2 separate regions of the Homo sapiens genome follow, and region 1 is linked to region 2. Evidence: chromatin contacts called from ENCODE Hi-C or POLR2A ChIA-PET data. All regions are on one chromosome and are shown on one strand. Each heading gives the region's core, a stretch centred on a gene start or an enhancer-like site at or near the end of the contact. The rest is flanking DNA. Distances are from core to core; before and after follow the strand shown.

Region 1 (6,098 bases), core at 2,292-4,791, 1.1 Mb after region 2:
TGGATTATGGATTCTTGTATTTAACTGTGGCACCAAAAAAAAGACATGGGAGTACCATCCATTTTGATGTTCATTATACAGGCAGTTTCTGCCTGGTAGTGTTTTGGGTGTTATGCATTATTCAATTCCTTCAATTCAGATATTACAACAAAAAAACTAATACTATTTTTGTTATATTTAAAAAAATTATCTTTCAACAAACATTAATTAATCTTTACTGAGTTTCTTACATATATAAGCACTACTTAAAAGCAGGCCAAAACAAAATGTACCCCCATTTGCCTTTACGATCACAAAATTCTATAGAAATTGAAAATGTGGCAGTACTAAAACTCTAGACCAATATATATCAAACTAAAAATAAAACTGTTTTCCTGTATGTTTATGTTATGTAATTGTATGTAATACATACAATTTTGTATGTAATACAAAATGTATGTTAAAACATAGTTATATAAAACTGTATGTTATGTAATTACATACAGTTATATAAAACTGTATGTTATGTAATTACATACAGTTATATAAAACTGTATGTTATGTAATTACATACAGTTATATAAAACTGTATGTTATGTAATTACATACAGTTATATAAAACTGTATGTTATGTAATTACATAAAACCAGTCAATACTAGAATGCTTTATTTACCAAAAGGATGGCTATCTTCTTTAAACTGGACATAAGATGTACACAAGATGGTGGCCTTGGCGGTTACTCTTCCAACCACTTCCACAATTCCAGAGATTTCTTCATCAAGCTAAGACACAGAACAAGACATCGATTTGGTGATATCACATTTTCAGTTGACAATTATTTTGGAAAACTGTTATACAGGTTACTAATCTATCACTTCAAGTAACAAAGTAATTTTAAGAATTACCAGTGTAAAAGTTAAAATGTAACTTGTTAACAAATGTTTGAGTACTTAACTGTCAGCATGTTAAAATTCCTGCTACCTTTAGCAGTAGCTTCAAGTCCAAAGCTACAATTCAAGTTAAAGACAAAATCACTATTGAAAACGTCCAGCATTTCTATAAGCAGTAATATCCTATGAGAGGAATCTTCTATAATCTGTATTTCACAATGTGTTCTGTATACATTAACCAAACAGCATATGGATTTGTCTTCACAAAATACCAAAAAAAGTTTTAAGTATGTTAAACATAAAATGCAAACATAAATAAGTAAAAACTGGAAATATATGAACAAAAATAGAAAATAAAATAAAATCGAAAACTCTTGAGGGGCTGGTCGAGGCAGGAGGATTGCTTGAGACCGAGAGTTCAAGACCAGCCTGAGGAACATAGGGAGATGCCATCTTTACAAAAAACAAAACAAAACAAAACAAAACAAAACAAAACAAAAATTAGCCAGGCATGGTTAAGCATGCCTGTAGTCCCAGCTACTGGGGAGGCTGACATGGGAGCAACTTGATCTTGGGAGGCTAAGGCTGCAGTGCGCCATGATGGTGCCACTGCATTCCACCCGGGGTAACAGAGTGAGACCCTGTCTCAAAACAAAAAAACAAAAACGAAACAAAAAACCTCTTGAGGAAGAAAAAAGCAACGTAAATTTTTCTTATGTGATTTTATGGTCTTTCATAAGGAATGAGAATTGTTATCCAACATTTATGGGATATGTTCAAAAATCATGACGCCCAAAAAATCATTGGTTAAAAATGTAAAAGGAAATATAATGAGAGAATAGTACAAGAATTAAATTTTACAGCCAGGGACGTTTTACCAGCTCATCCTTTTTAAATCCATTGCAAAAATTAGAAACATCGGCAACAAACCAAATCAAGATGAAGAATTAACTATAATATATAAGAGACTTATTAACACTTAAACATACGGGTTCCATCAACTCGATGGTTCCATTTTTTCCTTCTCCATCTGAAAGAATAAACATTTTTCCGGTGGGATGAATCTAAAAACGAAACATATAATTAAAATCTCACTAAAACAACAACAAAGTTTGACTAAAGATGAGTACATTGATCCTTAGTTGAGCACAAATCAACTGTTTCTTGAACAGTTTATTCATTCAGTTTATTCAACTTATTGGATCAAATTATAATCTTATGTTATCAAATCTGTTCATGGAACACACAGTTAATTTCTGAATTTCAGATAAACAAGGATTTTTTTTGTAGTGTTAAGTAGGTTCTGTATTTGCTAAATATGGCAACCCTATTCTGATAACAAATTAAAGGATGCCCACCCTAAAAGTGAAATCTGCTGGCACTCATGATTTAGACAGTACATATCCCACGGAGGGTATGTTTTAAAAAACAGGCATGATGAAGTAAAAGGAGAACTGGTTGCTAGAATATCTGGGTCCTACTCCTGGGAAGCAGCTGTAAAGAGCGCTGTCAGATTGCGTTTGAATGCCAGCTTTGCCATTTGCCGAGTTTCTGAGCATTTTAGTCAACCACCTACCACTCCTACTCAGTTTCCCTACTTGGGAAGTCAGAGCAACACTCATTTAAGGAAGAGGATGTGTGGATGAAATGAGCTACTAAATAAGTCTTTATATAATAGTTTTCTTTTCCTCAGCTTTTCAGGTCACTGATTCCAAGACTTTGGGCCTGTTTCTCGCCTGTAGAATGAGGGAACTTCACTTTAATACTGGGGTTAAATAACTCGTTACTACGGGACCCAAAGCGGACAACCAAGGCATGTTTTACAGAGAAGCGATCACAACGAGGAAACGAGGTTTGCAAAAATAAGTAATTTCAGAAGAGAAGGAAACCAGCAGATTAGTTTTGTCTGCGTCCGTCACGTCTGAGTAAACTAAGAAATCTGAAGGTAGATGTGGGAGTGGTGTTTATAATTTCCCTTACGTAAGCACGGCTAGAACGGAGGCGACGGGCACTGGAATTTAGAACTCAGCATTTGAAAACACTTTGTTTCCGTGCCATAAAAGAGCGCCAAAATGGGGCTACAACGGCTAAAGAATTTCCAAAAAGTTCCTTGTGCAAAATAAAGGAGTCGGGGGCGCAGTGATCGGAGGCTTTCCGTCCTTTTTCATCCCCCGTTATCCAGGCGGGGTCCCTCCCTCCAGCTACGGACTTGGGAGCCCATGATTGCGAACCCGCACACCTTTTCCAGCCTCCCTACGAAGCAGACAGGCTTGTCGATGAATTGAGCTAGCATGCCGGCGTTGATGCGCGACCTGGGCAAGTCCATCATGTCCACCATGATTATGGTCCAAGACTGCGGCTGGCGGGAAACCCACGGACGACTGAAACTGTGCGCCCCGCGGGTGTCTATGGGGCAGATTTCTCGGCACCAATCAGCGAAGACTAGCGCTCCAGCTTCGCCAATTAAATGCGCGGAAACCTAAATCGCAATCGCGCTGTCTCTGAAAGGGGTGGAGAAGGGGCTGGATGAGTCCGGAAGTGGAGATTGGCTGCTTAGTGACGCGCGGCGTCCCGGAAGTTGACAGATACAGGGCGAGAGGCAGTGGAGGCGGGACTTGGATAGGGGCGGAACCTGAGACTACCTTTCTGCGATCACAGGATTCCCGGCGGTGACTTGACCCCGGAAGTGGGGTGTGAAGCTCCGGTGCTGGTGCGGCGGGGGACTGCGGGGCCAGCCTCAGGTACCTCGTCTCGCGGGAGGCGCCGCAACCTTACTGTTTCCCCATTCTTCCCGCGAACAGAGTCAAAAGAGCTAGGCGGGAGTCGGCACTAGCTGCTGCCGCGGTGCTGTGGGTGCTGCGTACCAGCTGTTCACTGCTGTCTCGCCTTCCCTCTTGCCAGTTCTGCGTGGGAGGCGCGGGAGTTTTGCGGAATGATACGTGGTGTGGCGTCGGGGTTGTGATACCCGCCCCCTTGGAGATGGGCAGCGGGGTCATCAGTGATCTTGATCACTTTCTTCAGGCTTTTGCCACTTGTTGGCTGAGGGTCGATTTACTCCCTTAGCTGCGTCACTCTACTTTCTCCACTTTCTCCACCTGTAAGAAGAGAGATTGATCCGATTACTTCTAAGACGTTTTTTAGCCCAACCTGGCCACACTGCGGAGGCGCCGGTTCTTTCACCCCGCTAACCCCTCCGTGTTGGCAGCCAATAGAAGCACTTAAGGATGGGTAACGGGGAAGAACCACTGGCCAGTACTAGGGGAGACAAGCTTAAATCGTTGTTAGACCCCGAGCTAGGGTTCCCCGAGCTAGGGTTCTCCCTTCTGAGGCGTGTTTTCCCCATCTGCAAAACGAAGGGTTAGGCGGAATGATTTGCAAGGTCCCAGTTGACTCTGACTTTTGGCCATATGTTTGACTCAACAGTTTAAACCCCCTCAGCAGTCTTTCTGTCGTTGCCCTCCACACTGCGAGACTCTGGAGGGCGATCTGGAGGTCTGGAAGATAACCGATTCCTGGGAGATTTGGGGGTAGTCTCCAATCTGTCCCTGGCTCATCTTGTGACCCGAAGCCGGCGGCCTTGCCAGGAGTATTCTAGAATGAGTGCACATAAAAATACCTTCAAACGGTACGGTGGAAATTGGACAGAAGTTTTAATTGGGTATTATAACGTTGTGGAAACTGAGTCTGTGAATTGGCCCAAAGCTACAGAATTGTCATCGTTCAAATTCCCTTAAGCAAAAAAGATCCGATTTGAGACTTCACGTGGCAATTTAAGATTGGAATCTCATGTACGATAATTAAATGATAGTCTCCCTTAGTGTTTCCTTAGCACTTAATAGGTTTGTCTTAGTTTTACTCACTAACGGTACTTTAAAGGATTTCATTAAACAGATGTAGAATGTGTGTCAGTGGTGTATAAAAAAGTTGTGGTTGTATTGGTGCAAGTCAGTAAAGTCTATTTTATATTACAGCTTTAAGTCTTTTGTACTTTAGCATTGTTTTGCAAAGCAAGTTGATGTGCATTATATAGGGGAGAGTACACACATCAATGTCTTTAATAGCATTTTTTTTTGAGGCAAGATCTCTCTCTGTCACCCAGACTGGAGTGCAGTAGCATGCACATAGCTCACTGCAGCCTTTAACTCGTAGGCTTAAGCGATCCTCTCACCTCAGCCTGCCAAGTAGCTGGGACTATAAGCACATACCACCACACCCAGCTAATAAAGATTTTTTTTTTGTTGTTTGTTTTTTTTTGTTCAGATGGGGCCTCGCCATGTTGACCAGGCTTATCTCAAACTCCTGGGCTCAGGCGATCCCTCCCTCCCCCGTCTCCCTCCCAAAGTACTGGAATTACAGGTGTGAGCCTTGGTGCGTACCCTGTAATAGTGATTTTTTTTTTTTTTAAAGAGCACTCCTGTGAGTACCAGATGTTAATGTCGTTGTTTACCTGCAGTTAGAAAGACCACTTTTAAGCAAAGGCTTTCTTTTAAAACAGGGAGATGAGCAGGAAGATAATTTAAAACAGCTTTTTCGTGTATTTTTGAGTCACTTAAAATATTATAAAATACATGATGTACAGAAAAAAGTATAGCTAGCCGATTTGCATAGTTTTGAGAGAAATGAAATGAATCCATGGGGCCTGTCATTCAGCTGAAGAAATGGAACTTTACCAGTTACCAGTAAATTTTACCAGTTTGCACTTCCCCAATGAAGCCCTCCTTGCTACAGCCATAAGTAAACACTATCTTGAAATTTGTGTTAAGCTTCCTAAGCTTTTCTAGGTGGTTTTATCACACATGCAGGCGTTGCTAAATGGTATGTTGTTTAATATTGCCAGTCTTTGACCTTTATATAAACAGAAACGTATGTATCTTCTGACTTCTTTTGTTTGTTTTTGAGATTCATCTATGTTGACGAATGTACGTAGATCATATTTTTTTTTCTGTTACAGGTAGGCATGAGTGGGACAGTAGTGGGCTCTCCCCCAACCCACTAGAAATGTTGGGGGATGGTTTGGCAATTACCGAATTTGCTTCTCTAAAAATGATAATTCTGCAGCGCCAGGGAGAGGCCATTTCCTGATGGTCCACACCTGTTATCAAAATGTTAATTGAATGTAGACCCGAGGGAGAAACAGCTTCCTGGGCATGCATATTAAGAGACAAAAATGGTAAAGTATGATCTTCCAGGTACACTCCACCGGAAAAAGGAAGGAAGCCTCAGATGGG
Region 2 (5,757 bases), core at 1,814-4,313:
CCTGTCTTTACTAAAAATACAAAAATTAGCTGAGTGTGGTGGCGCATGCCTGCAGTCTCAGATACTCGGGAGGCTGAGGCAGGAGAATCACTTGAACCCAGGAGGCAGAGGTTGCAGTGAGCTGAGATCCCGCCACTGCACTCCAGCCTGGGCAACAGAGCGAGACTGTCTCAAAAAAAAGAAAAAAAAAAAAAAAGGCACGGGGCAGCAATTACAGTAGCAAAGGCAAAGTGGAAATTTGGGTGTAAACTGGGCACCCATAATGTATGCTCCAAGCCAGCTAATAGTGACAACTGTGGCCCCACCTACTGGCCACAGGAATTTTTTTTGAGTGATATCAAGGATGTAGATTTCCTTCTGATATAAGTTATCATTTTCTTTCATTCATTCAGTTGATACATTTTTATTGGGCATCTACTATGAGCTAGGTGCTAAAATAGTTGCTACTGATATAACAGTAAGCCAACACAGATCCAGTCCTTTTTTTTTTCTTTTCTTTTCTTTTTTTTTTTTTTTGAGACAGGGTCTTGCTCTATTGCCCAAGCTGAAATACAGTGGCACAGTCATGGTTCACTGCAGTCTCAAATTCCTGGACTCAAGCAATCTTCCTGCCTCATCCTGCCTCAGCCTCCCCAAGTAGCTGAGACTACAGGTGTACACCACCACACCTAACTAATTGAAAACTTTTTTGTAGCGGTGAGGTCTCACTAGGTTGCTCAGCCTTGTCTTAAACTCCTGGTCTCAAGGGATCAGCCCTCCTCAGCCTCCCAAAGTGTTGGGATTACCGGTATAAGCCACTATGCATGGTTCAAAAATACTTTTATGTTCCTTTCCTTCTTCTTAATTTCTCCATGGCAAAATTCCTCATGGTCAATAAATCACTGATTGTAAACAAGCATCATGTGTGATATGCCTTTTGCAAGCGTAGCTACGAAGTCCTGTATCCCATTTCCAAAGTATAGCATCCATCATTCCCTTGGGGACAAGAGATCGTGGTGTAAAGCTGGTTGATCCTGTCAACTGATCTCACAGCAGGTAAAAAACTGATACTGCAGGTCCAGTTTCAGGAGCTGACAGGAGCGTTTAGCAACACTCCAAAGAGGAATTCTTTGCTCCATGCATCACAAGCAAGGCAATCCTTTTGATCACACTTGAATTTTTGGTTTTAAGCTTAAGTAGTCTGTTTTCTCTTATGCTATTTATAAAATGCAGGTGTCAAGGTTTGCGCTTGGATGTTTTAAAGAGGCAAAAAATCAAACATGCCTAGGTTTCAGGAACTGACCAAGTGCTGAGAGATTAATCTTTTTTTTTTTTTTTTTCTGAACCAGGGTCTTGTTTTGTGGTCCAGGCTGGAATGCAGTGGTGTGATCCTAACGCACTGCAGCCTTGACCTCCTGGGCTCAAACAATCCTCCCACCTCAGCTTCCTAAGTAGCTGGGACCACATGTGCATGCCAGCACACCCGGCTAATTTTTAAATTTTTTGTAGAGACAAGGTCTCCATATGTTGCCCAGACTGTTCCCAAACTCCTGGGCTCAAGCGATCCTCCCACCTCGGCCTCCTGAAGTGCTGGAATTATAGGTATGAGCCTTGGTTTTTCAATTCTGGGTCCATAAATTTATGAAGACCTTGGATACAATGTACACAGGAGAAGGCATCCTGTTGGTAAGGAGTTTCATAAAAAGGAAAAGAAAACGCATCAAGAAGCTGACGTAGGTAGCAAAGAGACAGGAAAAGAGAAGAGCTTTAAGGCCAGTGTTTGGAGATCAGACATTTCCCCTCAAAGGAGGACAGGCCTGGCTCAGGTCTTCAGAGGCATCAGGAATAGACCCTGGCCTCAGCTGATTCAGAGATGGTCAGAGCAAAGGACACCCCACAGGGCCTTCTCAGGGCTATGTTTGGAAGCAGCTCTTGTTACCCCAAGCCTGCCTAGCATCAAACACCCTTCCCTTTTATCCTCAACGTTTGTGGTCAAGTATTTGTCACTGCCCCGAGGATATTTAGGGCTGTACAGAGCAACATGTCCTTGTCATCAGGAGCAAGGACACACATGGAGCGGAATCTGACTGATGGGTACACATTGTGCTTTCTGCCCGCTTCTGCAACGGAAGATGCTGGAAATGTTCTGCTAGATCTCAACAGTGTGGGTGGCTGAAAGCAAACTCTGTCCACCACACAGACATAGTCTGAGAGCCCCCTAAGTGTGACTGCCCTGGGCCACCTGGATCCCCCTGCTGGGCTCTGAGCAGGGACATGACTGGTCTCTGTGCAGGCCGCAGGGCAGCTTAGTCCCTGTCACAGCCCCAGAATGATCGCCCCCACCAGGCCCAGGTCGGTCCTCCTGTAAGTCTCCTGGCAATACTGCTCTAAAATCCCACTTCCAGCCCAGTGCAGGGACTCACGCCTGTAATCTCAACACTCTGGGAGGCCGAGGTGGGAGGATCACTTGAGCCCGGGAGTTCGAGATCAGCTTGGGCAACATAGTGAGACACCCGTCTCTACAAAAAAAAAAAAAAAAAAAAAAAAATTAGGCGGGTGTGGTGGCATGCACCTGTGGTCCCAGCTACTTGGGAGGCTGAGGCAGGAGGCATTGCTTGAGCCCAGGAGTTGGAGGTTGTAGTGTGCTAGGATAGCGCCATTGCACTCCGGCTTGGGCGACAGAGCGAGGCTGTTTCTGAATGAATGAACGAATACATAAGTAAATAAGAAAATAGGTAATACATAAAATAAAATAAATAAAATAAAATAAAATAAAATAAAATAAAATAAAATAAAATAAATAAAATAAAATAAATAAAATAAAATAAATAAAATAAAATAAATAAAATAAAATAAATAAAATAAAATAAAATAAAATAAAATAAAATAAAATAAAATAAAATAAAATAAAATAAAATCGCACTTCCCAGCGGTTACACCCGGCCACGGAGGTCCCCAGGCTGGCTGCGAGGGCGCCGGGGAGGTCACTGTTACTCCAGCCCCGCAACCCGCGGCGGCCCTCGCACACTTCCGCCGGAAGTCAGCCCCTCAGGGGCGCCGTGCTGATGTCACGAGCCCGCAGGAAGTCTCGTATCGCGCCCGGGAGGCGCCGGAGCCCAGCGGCTGGCGGTAAGGCCGCCTCCGCGGGGCTGTGGGAAGCTTGGGCTGTCCCAGGACCGTCAGTCTCCTCCTCTGACCCTCCCTTTCCCCTTGTGTGTAGGGCCGCCGTCCCACCCCCACCTCGCCCGAGTCCGGGGCGGCCCCGGTGTCCCCTCCGAGCCTGCTGCACTCCACGTCCCCCTACCAGGGCTCCAGCCCCCAGGGAAATCTCCGACCAGGCCCGCCCAGGAGGTGCCTTGGATGGGGGTGGCTTCGGGAGGCCCTAATGGGGAGTGGCGGGGAGAGACCCAAGGCTACCGACTTGGCTTATTTCTTCCCAACTAGCTGTTTCTCACAAAGTCTTTATTATTATTGTATTTTGAGACGGGGTTTCGCTCTTGTTTCCCAGGCTGTAGTGCAGTGGCGCGATCTCGGCTTACTGCACCCTCCGCCTCCCGGATTCAAGCAATTCTGCCTCAGCCTCCCCAGTAGCTTGGATTACAGGCATGCGCCATCACGCCCAGCTAATTTTTTTTGTATTTAGTAGAGACGGATTTCACCATGTTGGTCAGGCTGGTCTCGAACTCCTGACCTCAGGTGTTCTACCCGCCTCGGCCTCCCAAAGTGCTGGGATTATAGGCGTGAGCCACCGCGCCCGGCCTCTTTTATTGTTTTTAGAGATGGGGTCCAGCTCTATGGCCCAGGCTGGAAGGCAGTGGCACGATCACAGCTCACTGCAGCCTCGACCTCCTGGGCTCAAGCCATCCTTCCACCTCAGCCTCCCAAGTAGCTGGGACCACAGGCGCGGGCCACCACGCCCCACTGATTTTTAAATTTTTATGTAGGGACAGTGATCTCACTGTGTTGCCCAGGCTGGTCTCGAACTCTTAACCTCAAGCTATCCTCCTGCCTGGGCCTCCCAAAGATTTGGGAGCAGGCCTAAGCAACTTAGTCTGGGCCATTTCTCCCAAAGTCTTACCCATTCATGCTGGGGGTGCTGAAAATCCCCTACTTCCAAATCCTTTTCCACAGGTATTCTGCCTTTGACTGCAACTCTTGTCGTCTTATGTGGGTGTTGAATTGATCTGTCTCTGCAGCCAGATCCAGGCTCCTGGAAGAACCATGTCCGGCAGCTACTGGTCATGCCAGGCACACACTGCTGCCCAAGAGGAGCTGCTGTTTGAATTATCTGTGAATGTTGGGAAGAGGAATGCCAGAGCTGCCGGCTGAAAATTACCCAACCAAGAGAAATGTAGGCTGGGTACCCTGAATCACCCCGTGAGAATTGCTGCTGTTTGTTTACTCTCACCTATCATGTCATGAATAGCTTCTTGTTTGGTTATCTCACTTGGCATTACAGCCCAGAATCTTATCTGCTAAGGTCAAAAGTGACCAGTTCCGGTATCTTTTTTGGTTTGTTTTTGAGACAGGGTCTCATGCTGTCGCCCAGGCTTGAACTCCTGTGCTCAAGCAATCCTCCCGCCTCAGCCTCCACAGGCATGCGCAACCACACTTGGCTAATTTTTGTATTTTTTGTAGAGATGGGGGTCTCGCTTTGTTGCCCAGGCTGGTCTTGAACTCCTGGGTTCAAGTGATCCTCCCACCTCAGCCTTCCAAAGTGCTGGGAGTACAGGCACGAGCCACTACGGCCGGCCAATTCCAGTACCTTTTTTTTCTTCTTTTTTTTTCTTAAACCGCTACACTATGGAAAAGAGTTCCAGTATCCAGTGTCTTTTCTTTTTTTTTTTTTGAAACGGAGTCTCGCTCTGTTGCCCAGGCTGGAGTGCAGTGGCGCGATCTCGGCTCACTGCAACCTCCGCTTCCTGGGTTCAAGAGATTCTCCTGCCTCCACCCCCTGAGTCGCTGGGATTACAGGCATGTGCCACCACGCCCGGTTAATTTTTGTGTTTTTAGTATAGATGGGGATTACACCATGTTGGCCAGACTGGTCTCGAACTCCTGACCTCGTGATCCGCCTGCCTCGACATGCCAAAGTGTTGGGATTACAGGCATGAGCCACCACGCTCGGCCTCAGTATCCAGTATTTTAACGCAGGCCTGTGTGTTGACTCTGGTTCCAGAGGGTAATTCCTGATGGTTGTGGCCAGTGTCCTGGAGGGATGCTTCTTAGGACAGGATGCCTGATTCTGGGTGCAGGGCTCCTGACTGCCTCTAGGAGATGCTTGTTCTCAAGGCATTGTCAGCAGATTCTTTGGGGACACATCTTGTATCTTTGTGAATATTTAAGGAAGTAAAAGAATGATTCATGCCTGGGGGCAAGGAAGGAGGATGCATGTTCTTTCTTGGTTTATTTTGGATTTGCAAGTTGGAGATGCTTCAAAGGCAGGCCACAGTCTTAGGGTGTTAGATTCAAAGTTTTTATCTTGGGCAGGTGCAGTGGCTCACGCCTGTACTCCCAGCACTTTGGGAGGCCGAGGCAGGTGGATCACCTGAGTTCAAGAGTTCGAGACCAGCCTGGCCAACATGGTGAAACCTCATCTCTACTAAAAATACAAAAATTAGCCAGGCATGGGGTGCGTGCCTATAATCCCAGCTACTCAGGAGGCTGAGGCAGGAGAATTGCTTGAACCTGGGAGGCGGAGGTTGCAGTGAGCCAAGATCACGCCACCGCACTGCAACCTGGGTAACAAGAGTGAAACTCTGTCTCAAAAAAAAAAAG

The links. A loop is a pair of places that touch in the nucleus more often than their neighbours do. ChIA-PET counts read pairs that join two places held with the same protein, here RNA polymerase II (POLR2A). Pooled maps may share reads with other maps.
Region 1: a loop to region 2 is called in a map with no recorded cell type, with 16 times the contacts of the local background. The contact joins the promoter of UMAD1 here to the promoter of ZDHHC4 in region 2. A Hi-C loop is called at or near these places in 1 of 37 single-sample maps with no recorded cell type and 7 of 50 pooled maps. POLR2A ChIA-PET finds 5 or more read pairs at or near these places in 1 of 52 experiments (activated CD4-positive, alpha-beta T cell).

What each region holds. Positions count from the first base shown.
Region 1 is chr7:7,637,211-7,643,308 of GRCh38, forward strand. It overlaps UMAD1 (UBAP1-MVB12-associated (UMA) domain containing 1), which reads left to right and starts at 3,542. Exons shown (of 4, transcript NM_001302348.2): 1 at 3,542-3,611. It overlaps RPA3 (replication protein A3), which reads right to left. Exons shown (of 8, transcript NM_002947.5): 5 at 3,110-3,965; 6 at 1,860-1,934; 7 at 654-762. The coding sequence starts at 3,208. RefSeq lists enhancers at 2,723-2,772, 3,143-3,192, 3,463-3,662, 3,703-3,752, 3,833-4,002 and a silencer at 3,233-3,362.
Region 2 is chr7:6,574,391-6,580,147 of GRCh38, forward strand. It overlaps ZDHHC4 (zDHHC palmitoyltransferase 4), which reads left to right and starts at 3,064. Exons shown (of 8, transcript NM_001134389.2): 1 at 3,064-3,108; 2 at 4,176-4,330. RefSeq lists a silencer at 3,084-3,413 and an enhancer at 3,692-4,307.